Regions from separate parts of the Homo sapiens genome. Here region 1 is linked to region 2. The links are chromatin contacts, found by Hi-C or POLR2A ChIA-PET in ENCODE. All regions are on one chromosome and are shown on one strand. The core of a region is the stretch at or near the end of the contact, and the rest is flanking DNA. Distances in the headings are between cores, read along the strand shown. Region 1 overlaps MALT1 (MALT1 paracaspase). Region 2 holds the start of ALPK2 (alpha kinase 2).

Evidence for each region. A loop is a pair of places that touch in the nucleus more often than their neighbours do. ChIA-PET counts read pairs that join two places held with the same protein, here RNA polymerase II (POLR2A). Pooled maps may share reads with other maps.
Region 1: a loop to region 2 is called in a pooled map, with 2.5 times the contacts of the local background. The contact joins the enhancer-like site here to the promoter of ALPK2 in region 2. A Hi-C loop is called at or near these places in 3 of 168 maps with a recorded cell type or tissue (endothelial cell of hepatic sinusoid, gastrocnemius medialis and naive thymus-derived CD4-positive, alpha-beta T cell) and 12 of 50 pooled maps. POLR2A ChIA-PET finds 5 or more read pairs at or near these places in 6 of 52 experiments (A673, CD4-positive, alpha-beta T cell, MCF 10A and 2 more).

Annotation. Positions count from the first base shown.
Region 1 is chr18:58,712,819-58,719,715 of GRCh38, reverse strand. It overlaps MALT1 (MALT1 paracaspase), which reads right to left. Exons shown (of 17, transcript NM_006785.4): 8 at 5,607-5,633; 9 at 3,749-3,781. The region is part of intron 1 of LOC105372146 (a long non-coding RNA gene); the gene reads left to right. Among named protein-coding and RNA genes, the nearest start is that of MALT1-AS1, 44 kb to the right of the region's middle. Within about 2 kb of position 3,500, at least 5 of the 41 ENCODE cell types and tissues checked have a DNase peak (open chromatin) inside an H3K27ac peak, as active enhancers do; they include CD4-positive, alpha-beta T cell, where a contact is called at or near this core.
Region 2 is chr18:58,627,428-58,634,132 of GRCh38, reverse strand. It overlaps ALPK2 (alpha kinase 2), which reads left to right and starts at 5,042. Exons shown (of 13, transcript NM_052947.4): 1 at 5,042-5,369. It also overlaps the pseudogene RPL9P31. RefSeq lists an enhancer at 4,483-5,025.

The DNA.
Region 1 (6,897 bases), core at 2,251-4,750, 87 kb before region 2:
CATTCTAGTCCATGCCTATCTTTCCAGATGTGGTAGCAGGTAGCCCCCAGCAAACCACAGTATCCTTGCCCTTGTGTAGTACAGTCACCCCCACCTGTGAATCTGGGCTGTATCACGACTTTCTTTGAGCAACATAATATGTGTGACCCCTCTGCCAGTTCAGGGTCTAAGCCCTTAAAAGCTCTGACAGTTTCCACTTTGGAGATCCAGCCCGACATAAAGAAAACAGCTACATGGAGAGACCACTCAGGGAGGGAGAAGGAACCAAAGGAAAGAGGGAGAGGGAAACGAAGAGAAAGAAGTTGGGGGCGGGAAGAGGAGGGGAGGACAGAGAGAGACAGACAAGGAGAGGGAGAGACAGAGAGACAGAGTAAGAGGAAGAGAAAGAGAGAGAGAGAGGGAGGGAGATTTTTTCAGTCTTCACAGTCTTTCACCAACCCCCACTAAGGTGCCAGGTATGTAAGCAAAGCCATCTTGAATGTGGCAGTCCCAGCCTCATCTGACTGCAGTTGCATGAGAGACCCCAAGAAAGACCAGCAGAACCACCTGCTAAACCCAGTCCAACCCACAGAACAATGAGAGATAATAAAACTGATGCTGTTCTTAAGCTAGTAAATTTTGCAGTGTTATTCAGCAATAAATAACTACATTACCAGTATAGCCTCCAGCCACTCCTTCCCTAGTTTTCTACCTTCTAGCAATACTGAACTTTGTTCCTCACCCACACCATCTATTTCATGCCTCCATTCTTACCATGTCTTCACCCTTTTTTCCCTCTCCTTCATTTCTGAATGAACTCTCATCCCATATATTTTCATTTTATCCCCTTGAGAGCTCCCAATTCGTCCTTGAAAATCCTCACCTTGGCTTTGCCTCTTAGGTAAAGCCCTCTCTAACTCTCCTCGACTAATCTGATCACCATCTTCTATGAACAATTTCTAGATTCTTTACATATTTCTACTAGGCATGTAGCATGTACTATATTATTCATTTAATGTCTGCCTCCTATTAGTATCCAAAGCCTTGAATTCACAAACCAAGGCTTGTTCTCTTGTTTCATTAAGCAGCGGTCCCCAACCTTTCTGGCACCAGGGACCAGTTTTGTGGAAGACAATTTTTCCATGGACGGTGTCAGGGGAGGGGTGGTTTTGAGATGAAATTGTTCCATCTCAGATCATCAGGCATTAGTTAGATTCTCCTAAGGAGTGCACAATAGGGTTCACACTCCTATGAGAATCAAATGCCGCTGCTGATCTGACAGGAGGCAGAGCTCAGGTGGTAATGCTCGCTCACTCGCCTCCTGCTGTGTGTCTCAGTTCCTAACAGGCCACAGACCAGTTCTGGTCCACAGCCTGGGGGTGGGGGATGCCTGTCATAAAGCACAGATGAAACATTAGATAAATGTTTAGTGAACTTCAATGATAGAAGTTGACCTGATATTCCATTTATCTTGTTATTCTTTCAATTGGGACATGTTTGAGAAAGAATACCTGGCATAATGGAGCTAACGGAGGCTATGGAATGAGAGATAGATGGGTTTCAATCCTGTCTCAACTACTACATTGTATAATCCTGAGCAAGTTTTATTAAACACTTACAGTTTTAAATTTTCATCTACTAAAAATGAGGAAAAATACCTACATCTCAGGGTTAAATTAAACATTTCACTAGGTGAAAACACTTAGTTTATTAGCATTACTATTAAATGCATATTTGTGATTAAACCATCTTCAGCAACTAACCCAGTTACATTTGGATCTTGTCATTTTGTGTACCTAAGACATATGTATGCTCCTCTCTACAGAATATGATGGCTATGCCTTTGTTCAGAACACTATTTTAATAGGTATTTCTTAATCAGTGAGGTCTGTCTGGAGGATCTAAAGAAAAGATCATGGAGCTGGAATACATGAAAACTTACCACTATGAATGAAACATAGCAGGTTTCTTTTTTTTTTTTTTTTTTTTTGAGACAAGAGTCTTACTCTGTCGCCCAGGCTGGAGTGCAGTGGCACAATCTCCACTCACTGCAACCTCCGCCTCCTGGGTTCAAGTGATTCTCGTGCCTCAGCTTCCCGAGTAGCTGGGATTACAGGCGTGTACCACCACACCCAGCCTATCTTCTCTATTTTAAAGCTGAGATCTGCTACAGAAAAAGCACACAACTGATCTGAACCATTATAAATTCTTACTCTTTAAAAGTCTTAGTTGGACTCTCAATACACATTCACTTGTAGATCAGACTTGTAAGACCTTGCTTCCATTTTCTTTAGCCTCTAAGCCTCTGCCATAGAATAAGATCTATATTCAGCCTTACTTTACTCTTTTTCCCTCAATCTTTTTTTTTTTTTTTGAGACAGAGTTTCACTCTCGTTGCCCAGCTGAAGTGCAATGGCACGATCTCAGCTCACCACAACCTCCACCTCTCGGGTTCAAGAGATTCTTCTGCCTCAGCCTCCTACGTAGCTGGGATTACAGGCATGCACCACAATGCCCAGCTAATTTTTGTATTTTTAGTAGAGACGGGGTTTCTCCATGTTGGTTAGGCTGATCTCAATCTTCTGACCCCAGGTGATCCTGCCTGCCTCGGCCTCACAAAGTGCTGGGACTACAGGTGTGAGCCACCATGCCCAGCCTTTTCCTCAATCTTTTAAGCATATTACTACGCCTAATTACTTAGAAACAAAAAACATAAACTAAAAATGTCCTCAGCTTCCCAATAAATCTATCTGTTCACCAATCTCTCCTTCTTTTTAATCTCAAAAGAGGTTTCAACATTCTGATTAAAGCCAATTTCTCTTGTTTTCACCTTGGCCCAAATCCCTATCATCTCTTCTAGGAACTTGCTCTATAAATTGTCCTCTCTTTGATGGATCACTCTAATCTACACAGTCTCAACAGATACTTCCTTTCCAAATGTAAATATCCTCACATTTTCCCCTCCTACCAAAACACTTTGAATATATGCCCTATCTAGTTAATTTCAAACCACTCTTTCTTTCCAACAAATTAATATGTACTGTCTTCATTTGTTCACTTCTGAATCTTTCTTTTTCCACTATTTTATACATTGTATCCATGTTTAAATTCCCAGCATAACTCAGTAACTGACACATATTAGGCACTTTCAACATTCCACTCAAAGCCACCAATCACATCTTCAGTAGCTGAATCCAATGGACAAATTTTAGACATATTTTATCTGGCTTCTGCCAGCATCAAGCTGTTAGCTATTTTTACCATCTTTAAATGTTAATCTGCTAAACTTTTATCTGCTAAAGTTTTCTCCCTTACATTTTCTTGTCCCAGGCATTCTTCAAATGCAACTGTTCGTTTACATTTTATCCTAAATTCTTTTCTCTTTCCATTGGAGAAGACAGGGGAGCAAACGCTAAAGCTACTGCAGCCTTTGTGATTTCTATCCCTCACCAAGAGACAGCACTAACCACTTCCTCCTCTATGCTAACTATGCAGCATGTACATGTTTCTTTTTGTACGCATGTCTGTTTGCATATCGTGAGAAACACACAAATCACTCCACAGAAGTTGACTTGACCCTAGAAACTGAATTTGTAATCATTTTTAAGCCTCCTCTTCTAAACCTTCTTTTACAGATACAAAAAAATAAAACATTTGGTCCCAATGTTATTCACATTTCTTTAAAAAACCAAATTAAAATGTCTTAAATTCCTTCTGGAGTTATACACAATAATTATACTTTGATAATGCATTTTAAAGTTCTACTCACCCAAAGGCTGGTCAGTTGTTTGCTCTTTATTATCTATACAAAGATAAAAAAGCAAAACATGTAAGATCCATGGTATATTTCCAGAGTTAAAGATACATGAAAAGTATATAACATCAGCAGCATCACTTACAGAATATAGTTTCTACTCTTCAGATTTTTAATAAAAACACTCTTGAATGGAAAAAAACGATGGTGGTGTTCACAATAGGAAGTAGCAGTAGTTACCATTTCCTGATGCCTCAGCTGGCACCGTTCTATATGCTTTATATATAACAGATCTAATGAAACCTCACTCTACCCTATGAGGTGCCTACTATTATTAACCCCATTATATAGATAAGGAAATTAAGGCAGAGAGAGATTAAAGTCACTTGCCCAAAGTTATGAAGCTAGTAAGTAGCAAATCTGGATACTAACTTAGGGAGTCTCCTTCTGGATTCTATGCTTTCACCCTCTAGTATACATAAAATAAAATCCCGCCCCGCACCTGAAGCACCATGTAGGGAAAGATGTAGTTCATCAGTTGTGTGTCCACTACTGTCGGGAGATAACTTTGTACTACTGGTCAAATACATGCCACTGAAGCCTATTAAAAGCTTTCCCTATACAACATTCTTCTTTTAAACCTAAATTTTTGGTACTCCCTGAATTGTGGGAAATGAGGAAAAACTCAAAGGGCCAGGAAAATTTTAGAATCTTAGTGGTGGCTATTTACAAAAGTTTTTCTGAAATAACTTTTCATAATGTTCATTAAAGAAAAGCAAGAATTAACAGACTAATTTAGGAAAGGGGATTCTATCCAGACCCCCTATTCTCCCCCAGTAAGAGAAACAATTACTAGGATGGTTTTTGACAGTTCAAGACCTACTTGAGGCAGGTCTCATTGAGGCTTTATGTGAATTTGAGGACACTACAGCAAGGAGAATGACGCACAGGTAATGGGGACTTTCTGCTGTGTCTAGTTTGCTTATATACAGTCAGCACAGCCCAATGGCATTCACAATAATAGATGTTTGCTAATGCAATATGAGTATGACACTAAGCAAACTAGTAATGATGCTAAAATAATGAGAAATAAGTGGAGAAGTAATAGGGTTTTCTACAAATATTAAATGACATAACCACCTTCTTAAACTATTCCTGAAAGGTTTTATTTTCAGATCTATCCACAGGTTCCATCATTGTCTTTCAGAAAGCCTACACGAGGTTGATATCCTGTGTCTTCATGTAGTTCTCACTGTTGATATGCCTTTTATCTCAGGTGAAGGCTTAACTTATTAGAAATCTGTTCTAATTAAAATTAGCCTACAGAGTTCTACATACTCTTGACAACTGTCACTCATTAAGAAATGGTCACTGACCAACCGACCTGTACGATGCCAATGATCCCCACAAACACACTTCTTACTCCAGATATAGGCACCCACCCAACTAGTTCAGATATGCTGTATGACTGAGGCACCAAGAAAAAGGTCCCAGGGGTCTGATCAGTTCAGAAATGTTACCCCTGTCACTCTGTCAAACACTGCTTCCTGCTTTCAGATTAAAGGTCACGTACTTCCCCCATTAACTTCCTTGTTATGATATAAGGAGTAATACACAATGATAATACCTTGAGGTTTTATGTTACCTCAAACACTTCTTTTCTACCCTTACAGTTTTATAACCTAAAATATTTTTAATGTATCACTTGTATAAAATTGTACTTCATGTAGTTAATTTCAACCTTAAATTATATTATTTCAATAAAGAGAAAAAAGTTACTAGTATTACTGTAGCAAAAGAGTACCTACGGTAACTTTGCTGCATTCAACAACTTAAAAATCTAAAACTAAAGTTTTATGTTTGTATTACTCACCAGGATGACCAAGATTATTTAATTCATCTAAAACAAAGTAAGAGAAAATAGATTAAGTAATCTAAACACCAATTTAGCACAAATAGTAAGACTAATCCAAGTAGTTTTGAGCCAGTGAATCATGTTATAGTGTTTTATCAGTTTACAACTTTTCAAATTAAATGAAGAAGCCATGCAAATACTGAATAGCAAAGAATAGTGAATATTGCTGTGCTTATCATTTAGGACTTCTAAGCCATCACTGTTTTCATTAAGTGACAAAAACTAGGCTCTTTCATAATTTATTCATAGTTTTAGATATTCTGGCTAATTAAAAACAGTAATCTCAAATGATCTTTTTAAGTCAACTTTTAATTTTAGAACATTTTAAGGTTTACAGAACTACTGTGAAGGTAGTGCAGAGAGAGTTCCTATATACCCCATACCTAATTTCTCTATTATTAACATCTTATGTTAGCCTAGTGTATTTGTCACGTCTTATGCTAGAATAGTATATTTGTCACAACTAATGAACCATTAATGGTCTTTTTTGCTCAGGGACTCCATTCAGGATCTCACATTACAACTGCTTGTGTCTCCTCAGGCTTGTATCTTCTTGGTTCTGACACCTGCTCAGGTGTTCCTTGTCTGTGATGACACTGACGGTTTTGAGGAGTAACTGTCAGGTATTTTGCAGAATGTCACTCAACTGAGATTTGATGTTTTTCTCATGGTTAGATTCATAGTTTCTCAAGGTGTAAGGTGTTTTTGGGAGAAATAGTGGTTTCAGAATTAACCTGTACCCCATGGGACATCTTATCATGGCCAATGGATAGGTAAAATAAGTAATGACATTATAGCTATCTATTTTTTCAAGTTTTATGAAGATAAAAATTAACATTAACAATAAATTACAAATGTTATATACTATTCATACTTTTTTAATGTAGAAACTTTATTCTTATATGTTACATAAAATCAATTGAAGAAGGTCTGAGTCAGCACATGTGTTATGTGCAATTTTTTTTGCCTTCAGTATTAGGCTCAACTCATTCCCAGTTACTTAGTTATTTAGGTCAGTAGCACTGTACTCTTTCACCCCTCTTCAGTGAGGCTGTACCATACATTTGCAATACAGTTAGGTTCTTTTCTTATAGTCTGTATTCCATCTTGGAATCCCCCTCCTCTGACCTCCTAAATGATTAAAATTTGTATACATGTATTCATCATTAATCATACAGAATAGTTCCACTGCCCTAAAAAAATCCACCTATTCAACCCGCACCCCTCATCCTGATCAAGTATCTTTTTT
Region 2 (6,705 bases), core at 3,793-6,292:
AATTTTGCTCCTGTTCTGAGAGTTGCAATGCATTTTTGTGGTTGTTCTAAAACTGAAACTGAAGCACTAGAATAAACCATGACAAACTTTTATCTTGGAAACTTGGGTACTTTTTGTTCAGGTACTTAGATTCTCATATTTTGTTACATTGAATTTTGAGCTGGTTTTGCTATTTTGGTTTTACATAGCTCAAATACAGTCCTTCAGGAACATGATGGATAAAATACTTCTGTGTCTGTGAACCTAACTACCACTTATAATTTTGCTACTCTGGGGGAAAATGAATTCCAGGTTCCGAACAACACTCATATGCTTGAAAGATCCCTCTCAGATATATCAATTCTGATAAAATTGCATTTTTATTGTTGTTTTGCAATTTTTTTTTTGAGACAGGGTCCCACTCTGTTGTCCAGGCTGGAAGGCAATGGCACAATCATGGCACACTGTAGCCTCGACCTTCTAGGCTCAAAAGTCCTCCCACTTCGGCCTCCTGCGTAGATAGGACCACAGGTGCACACTACCACACCCGGCTACTTTTATGATGTTTTGTAGAGACAAGGTCTCACTATGTTACCCAGGCTGGTCTCAAAGTCCTGAATCCAAGCAATCCTCCTGCCTCAGCCTCCCAAAGTATTGGGATTACAGGCATGAGCCAGCATGCCTGGCCTGTTTTGCAAATATTTTTAAATTCCGTCTTCTCATTAAGAATATTATAGAAAGATGTTACCCGGGATGAAAAACATCATGAGAGAACAGAGTTTCATTTACATTCATATTTCTTTTGCCACTGCACTTAAGGGGAGAAAATGCCTGTTTAGTTGACCTACCCGAGTGACTGGCAGCTATTTTAAATAGATGAACTGGGCTGGGCACAGTGGCTCACGTGTGTAATCCCAGCACTTTGGGAGGCCGAGGCAGGTGGATCACCTGAGGTCAGGAGTTTGAGACCAGCCTGACCAACATGGTGAAACCCCGTCTCTACTAAATACAAAAAAGTAGCTGGGCGTGGTGGTGCATGCCTGTAATCCCAGCTACTTGGGAGGCTAAGGCAGGATAATTGCTTGAACCCAGGAGGCAGAGGTTGCAATAAGCCGAGATTGCACCATTGCACTCCAGCCTGGGCAACAAGAGCGAAAACTCCGTCTAAAAAATAAAATAAAATAAAATAACTGAATGAAGGTTGCAAATGCATGATTCAGGTCACATCTGCTAAGGGGAATCCCTGGACCCTGGATAGGGATGAATTGTTGGGGAGGGAGGTTCTCAGTGCTCCAGAGAGCTCCCCAAACACTGACAGTTCTCACTGCAGCAGGAGTGACCTGCTCAGTTCCAGCCTGGCCCGAGGACCCTGGCAGAGTCCCTGATCTGCCACGTGATTGGTACTAAGCCTCCGCCAAGAATATGCTTTACTGGCAAAGACTGTGCCATCAGCCTTGCCACTAGTGTTCAAGGGCCTTCCATGCCAGGAAGAAGAAAATGAGCAGATAAACCTCTCACGTACCAATCCCAGTCCACGTTATAGGAGCACAGAGCAGCATAAGAGCCTAATGAATTTGCTTTAATTGTTCAGATTAGTTGGGAACTGATTTGATCCCAGTCTCCAGCAGACCTAGGGTGGTCGGTGAACCAAGTGGCGCTCATTCATTCAAGAAACCGAGAAAATAACAGTTGGAACTTGGGAAAGCTGAAAAGGCCTTTCAGAGAGAGAGAATAAACATCTGATACAAAAATACATTTCCAACTCCATTCCTTAGAAGGAAAATCTTCCTAAAATTAAGTTTTAAGAAAATTCTTCCTATAGTTTCAGAAAAATAGAGATTAAACACAATTTCTTATACTCTACATTACTTTACTTGGAATAATGCTAAACATTTTTATGTCTTTACTTTTAATCTCAAACTCACGTGTTTTTTTCAATTGAGGTATTTTACTGAATTATTAAACATCACACATAGGTCTGGGGAATCATCTGGCATCTTGTTTGTGTAGCTGGACAACTCTTAGATCTTATTTATCAGGCTGCTGAACCGTTCCTTGTTCAGAGATACAGATACCCTCCAAACATTTTCTGATTTTTTTTTTTTGAGGTAAGATCTCACTCTGTCACCCAGGCTGGAGTGCAGTGGGCATGAATACGGCTCACTGCAGCCTCAGCTTCCTGGGTTCAAGCCATCCTCCCACCTCAGCCTCTCAAGTAGCTGGGGCTACAGGCACACGCCACCACACCTGGCTAATTTTTGTATTTTTTTTGTAGATGGGGTTTCACCATATTGCCCAGGTTGGTCTTAAACTCTTGAGCTCAAAGGATTCACCCGTCTCAGCCTCCCAAAGTGCTGGGATTACAGGCATGAGCCCCTGCTCTTTGCCAATATCCTTGTTTTTAACTGTTGTGGCTTGCTGAATTAAAGCAGCTGAATTTGAAACAAGTTCAATATCATTTCCTTCAAGAACTAACTCGTCTTTCTGGGCTTGAGATACTGAATGAGCAACACCTGGCCTCATCCAAACCCTGCAGATTTATTTTTCACCCAAGAAATTTCAGATTTCAACAAAAGACTCCTGGCTAACAATGTTGATGGGGAAGTGCGCATGCACAGCTCTCGTCTTACAACAGAAGCCCCGTGCAGCACCCTGGATCATGTTCTGTTTGTGACTACAAATAGTGCCAATGGTATCCAGGTCCTTTCTATTTCCCCACACTTTGTCAACCTGGAGCCTCTTCTTTTCCTTTCTAAGGAGACTGAATTCTCCACTGATGTAAGTGAAGTCCCTCCACAGGGTTCCTCTGGGGCCCTTCACAATAACTGTGTCCCTTCGGAGTGATGTTGACATCTTTGGGAATGTCAAGAGTCTGATTGCGAAGAATGGTCTTCAATCTTGCAGTAGATGTGATAAAGAGAGTCATGTATTTTTTGATGCTATTAGCAGGGCACAGATACATGCCTTTCTTTTTCTCTTCAACGTCTTACTTCTTCCATCCCTCCTTTGATATTCACAGAAAATTCAGAACTAGTGTCCTGGTCTAATTTGAGGTTTTTTTTTTTTTTTTGAGATGGAGTCTTGCTCTGTCCCTCAGGCTGGAGTACAGTGGAGTGATATTGGCTCACTGCAACCTCCACCTCCTGGGTTCACACAATTCTCCTGCCTCAACCTCCTGAGTAGCTGGGATTACAGGCGTGAGCCATGACACCCAGCTATTTTTTATATTTTAGTAGAGACGGGGGGTTTCACCATGTTGGCCAGGCTGATCTTGAACTCCGGACCTCAAGTGATCCACCTGCCTCGGCCTCCCAAAGTGCAGGGATTACAGGCCTAATTTGAGTTTAATTCCAAGATTTCTGTTTCTGATTTTCTTTCATGCTTCCTCCCCGACACCTAAGATTAAAACATAAATTCTGTGGCTGTAAATTCATGAGATGAATAAAACAAATACAGTTAAATCCATTATATGTATGTATGTACGTGTGTGTATATATATGCATGTATGTGTGTATGCATGCATGTATATGTGTGTATGTGTGTGTGTGTGTGTGTGTGTGTATCTATATATGCACATATATAAACCTTCTGCTCTTTACATTTATTTTGCTAGGAGATGAATGTTGGGAGTTGAGGGAATTGGTTTTTCAAATTATTTCAGAGGAACAAAATTAAGTTTCATAGTGAATTTCAACTTTTCCATTTAATAACTCCCAGGCAACACTTCTTTCACAACCATATCACATTTATCTATTGCTTTGGGACATTCCTTCACTTTTGACTTTATTCTCTCTGTGGTGTGCGACAGCATTTGTTTATTCTTTATCATCACACTTTCCTCCTCTCTTCATTCCCAACTTGAAGTTATCTCCTCTTTCTTATCTGGAAAAGACCTTACATTGTGAAGACCTCAGCTTTCCATAAAGCCGACCATTTGCAAAGAGTTGGTAATTTCTGTGTTCTGTGGCATTTCACAGATGTGTTCCCCAGGAGATAGTCATTATTTTACAGTGCCTCAGCTTTAATATCTTTTTTCTCACATGAAGATAAAACTGAAAAACAGAACATATCACCCCTACATTTCTTAATATTTTATCGTTTTAGATGAGTTTTCATCTTGTGAAAAGTTGCATTCCATCAAGGGATAATGATGTACATTCTGTGCTGTGTAAAAACAATTTGCTTTTGAGGATTGCAGTGCCCTACACAGAGTGAATATTTACAGCTATGTCCCTTTCAAAGTCACCCCTGGAGCTGCTAATTTGAGCTGTCTCCACGAGTCTCAAAAGAGGTTTCTGTCTAAGCTGTCAATTTCCAGGTGTCATACATTAAAATATTTTTGGGGAGAGGCTAAGTAGTTACAGAATGATGCTAAAGGATTCTCTATGTTTTTGGACTTGGATAAACTTCAATAAAAGAATTGCCCATATTACAAAATCTACTTTCCCAACAAGAACCATTCCAGGCAATCTGAAGGAATAGGACCTGTGGTATTTCTTCTGTGGATTTCTTCTGATCTTTGTCTGTTCTCTTCTATCGTAGTCAAAATAGGAAGGGGTGTGTGTGTGTGTGTGTGTGTGTGTGTGTGTGAGAGAGAGAGAGAGAGAGACAGACAGACAGACAAGGGGTAAGGGGGGGTAAGCAGGGTGAGGAGGGTGGATCCTGCCTTCCTTCTGTGGCTTCTGCCTTTCTCAGAGAACTTCAGAGGATGGCTATAATGCCTGTTCTAAATGAACAACATATGACACATATTTTCACCTCCCCAACACCCCCTCCACGGGTTTCCTATGTGTACTTCAAATGCCTGATAACCTTGGTATGAGAACTGGTTGTGTTACTCCGGCCTTAATCCCTTTATCAGGCAGCAAGTTTTTCCTTTCCTAAGGAGCGAGCAACTAAGCCCAGGGTCCAGCATGGGCTTTGTAAAGAGCTGCTCGGTCTCCTGAGCAGCAGCCAGTGACAGCTCGTCTGGGTTTCATCAGCTCCCTGGGGCTGCATTTCACCAGGCCCCCTTGCCAGGGCCTCCCCAGCGTGTCGTGTCAACAAGTGTCGCACCTACTGCAGAAACAGCCCTCAAGTTTCATCACAGGGATGCTAAAATATATTCTCCAGCTTCAGCAATGACCTAGTTCACTGAAGGGCGGGGAAAAAATGCTCTTCTTCCAGAACTTCCCCGGGCATGGAATTTCCCCTCTTAGGAAGAGATGAACTTTCTGGAAGCAGACCCATCTATGCTTTGACCTGATCATGGAAGACCCTGAGCCCTATAAACTCCTTTGAATCCCTGTCCCGGGAACAGGGACACCCAATCAATGCCTCACACACAGCCTGGGGAATCCACAGCTGAGCCAGCCCTCCTACAACATTTCTTGGACAAAGAGTACTGAAAAGTAAGTATGTAGACTTTGGTTTTTACATAAGGAATGGCTGTGCTTTCAATATATAGTTGTTTACATTTTCTGCAACAAAGAACAAAGCAGATGGTTTCCTGATGAAATAGAATGAGATGAAACCAATAGGGATTATATGGGATATTTGGGCATATAAGGTTTTAAAGTGGGCAAACTCTCATGGTCTTGTAATTTAAGTCCATTTTGACCCTTTTTGAAAATTATTGCTATTTTTAAATTTGCTTATTTTGGCTTGACAATAATGAATGAAAACAGTTTCTTTCACATCATGTCTATCTTAACAGTTAGAAAAAATATACAGAATGACTCAAACGAGTGATATGTAAAGTTTTGCAAAGCAACATAAAAAGTCAACTATCCAGGTAACTCAGGCCCCAGAGACTTTTGTCTGAAATATTTGAGTATTTTAGTCAAGAGTTATTCCTTTTACTGTGAATTAACTGAATGATTGAAAATCTCTCCTATCTGGGTAGACACAGGAGTATATTGTCTGACAACAGGTAATGCAATTTGCTGAAAAGCTATCAGGCTTTTCAAAATGGCTGATGTAAACATTTATCGAGTTGTTAAATAGATTTAAAAAAAAATTTAAGGCAAAAAGTCAGCCAAAAAAAAATCCATCAATTAAATGCCACCACTGTCACATTACAATTTAATGAACACATCTAAACTTTAAAAGCCTTGATTAAGGGTGTCAGTTACAGACATTTGGCAATCATTTAAAAATAGATAAAAGCAAGAACGGCATTTAGAGCTGCTTCTGCTCTAATTATTTTCTTTCCACAACCTTTTCCTTAAGTAAAGGTAGCCTTTATTTCTAAAGATTAATTAACCAGGAATGGTCATTCCAGAGATATGTGATATGTTTTATAACTCTATATCAACTAAGGACAAATTGAAGGGGTTTTTTGCTGTGTGGCTTCTGAATTGAAACCAAGGATGTTGTGGGTTACCTTCCGAATCAACAACTTCACAAATCCTGTATTAAAAAGCATGGATGGCCAATAACCATGTTCAGATCTTGGAAATCAGGACTTAAAACAAACTAAATGAACTTTAGCTCCCAAATATACATTGTCCTTTTTTTGTTTTGTTTTGTTTGTTTGTTTTTTGTTTTTAGATAGAGTTTTGCTCTTGTTGCCCAGGCTGGAGTACAATGTCTCAGTCTCAGCTCACTGCAACCTCCGCCCCCTGGGTTCAAGCGATTCTCCTGCCTCAGCCTCCCAAAGTAGGTGGCATTACGGGTGCCTGCCACCATGCCCAGCTAATTTTTTTTGTATTTTTAGTTGAGATGGGGTTTCACCATGTTGGCCAG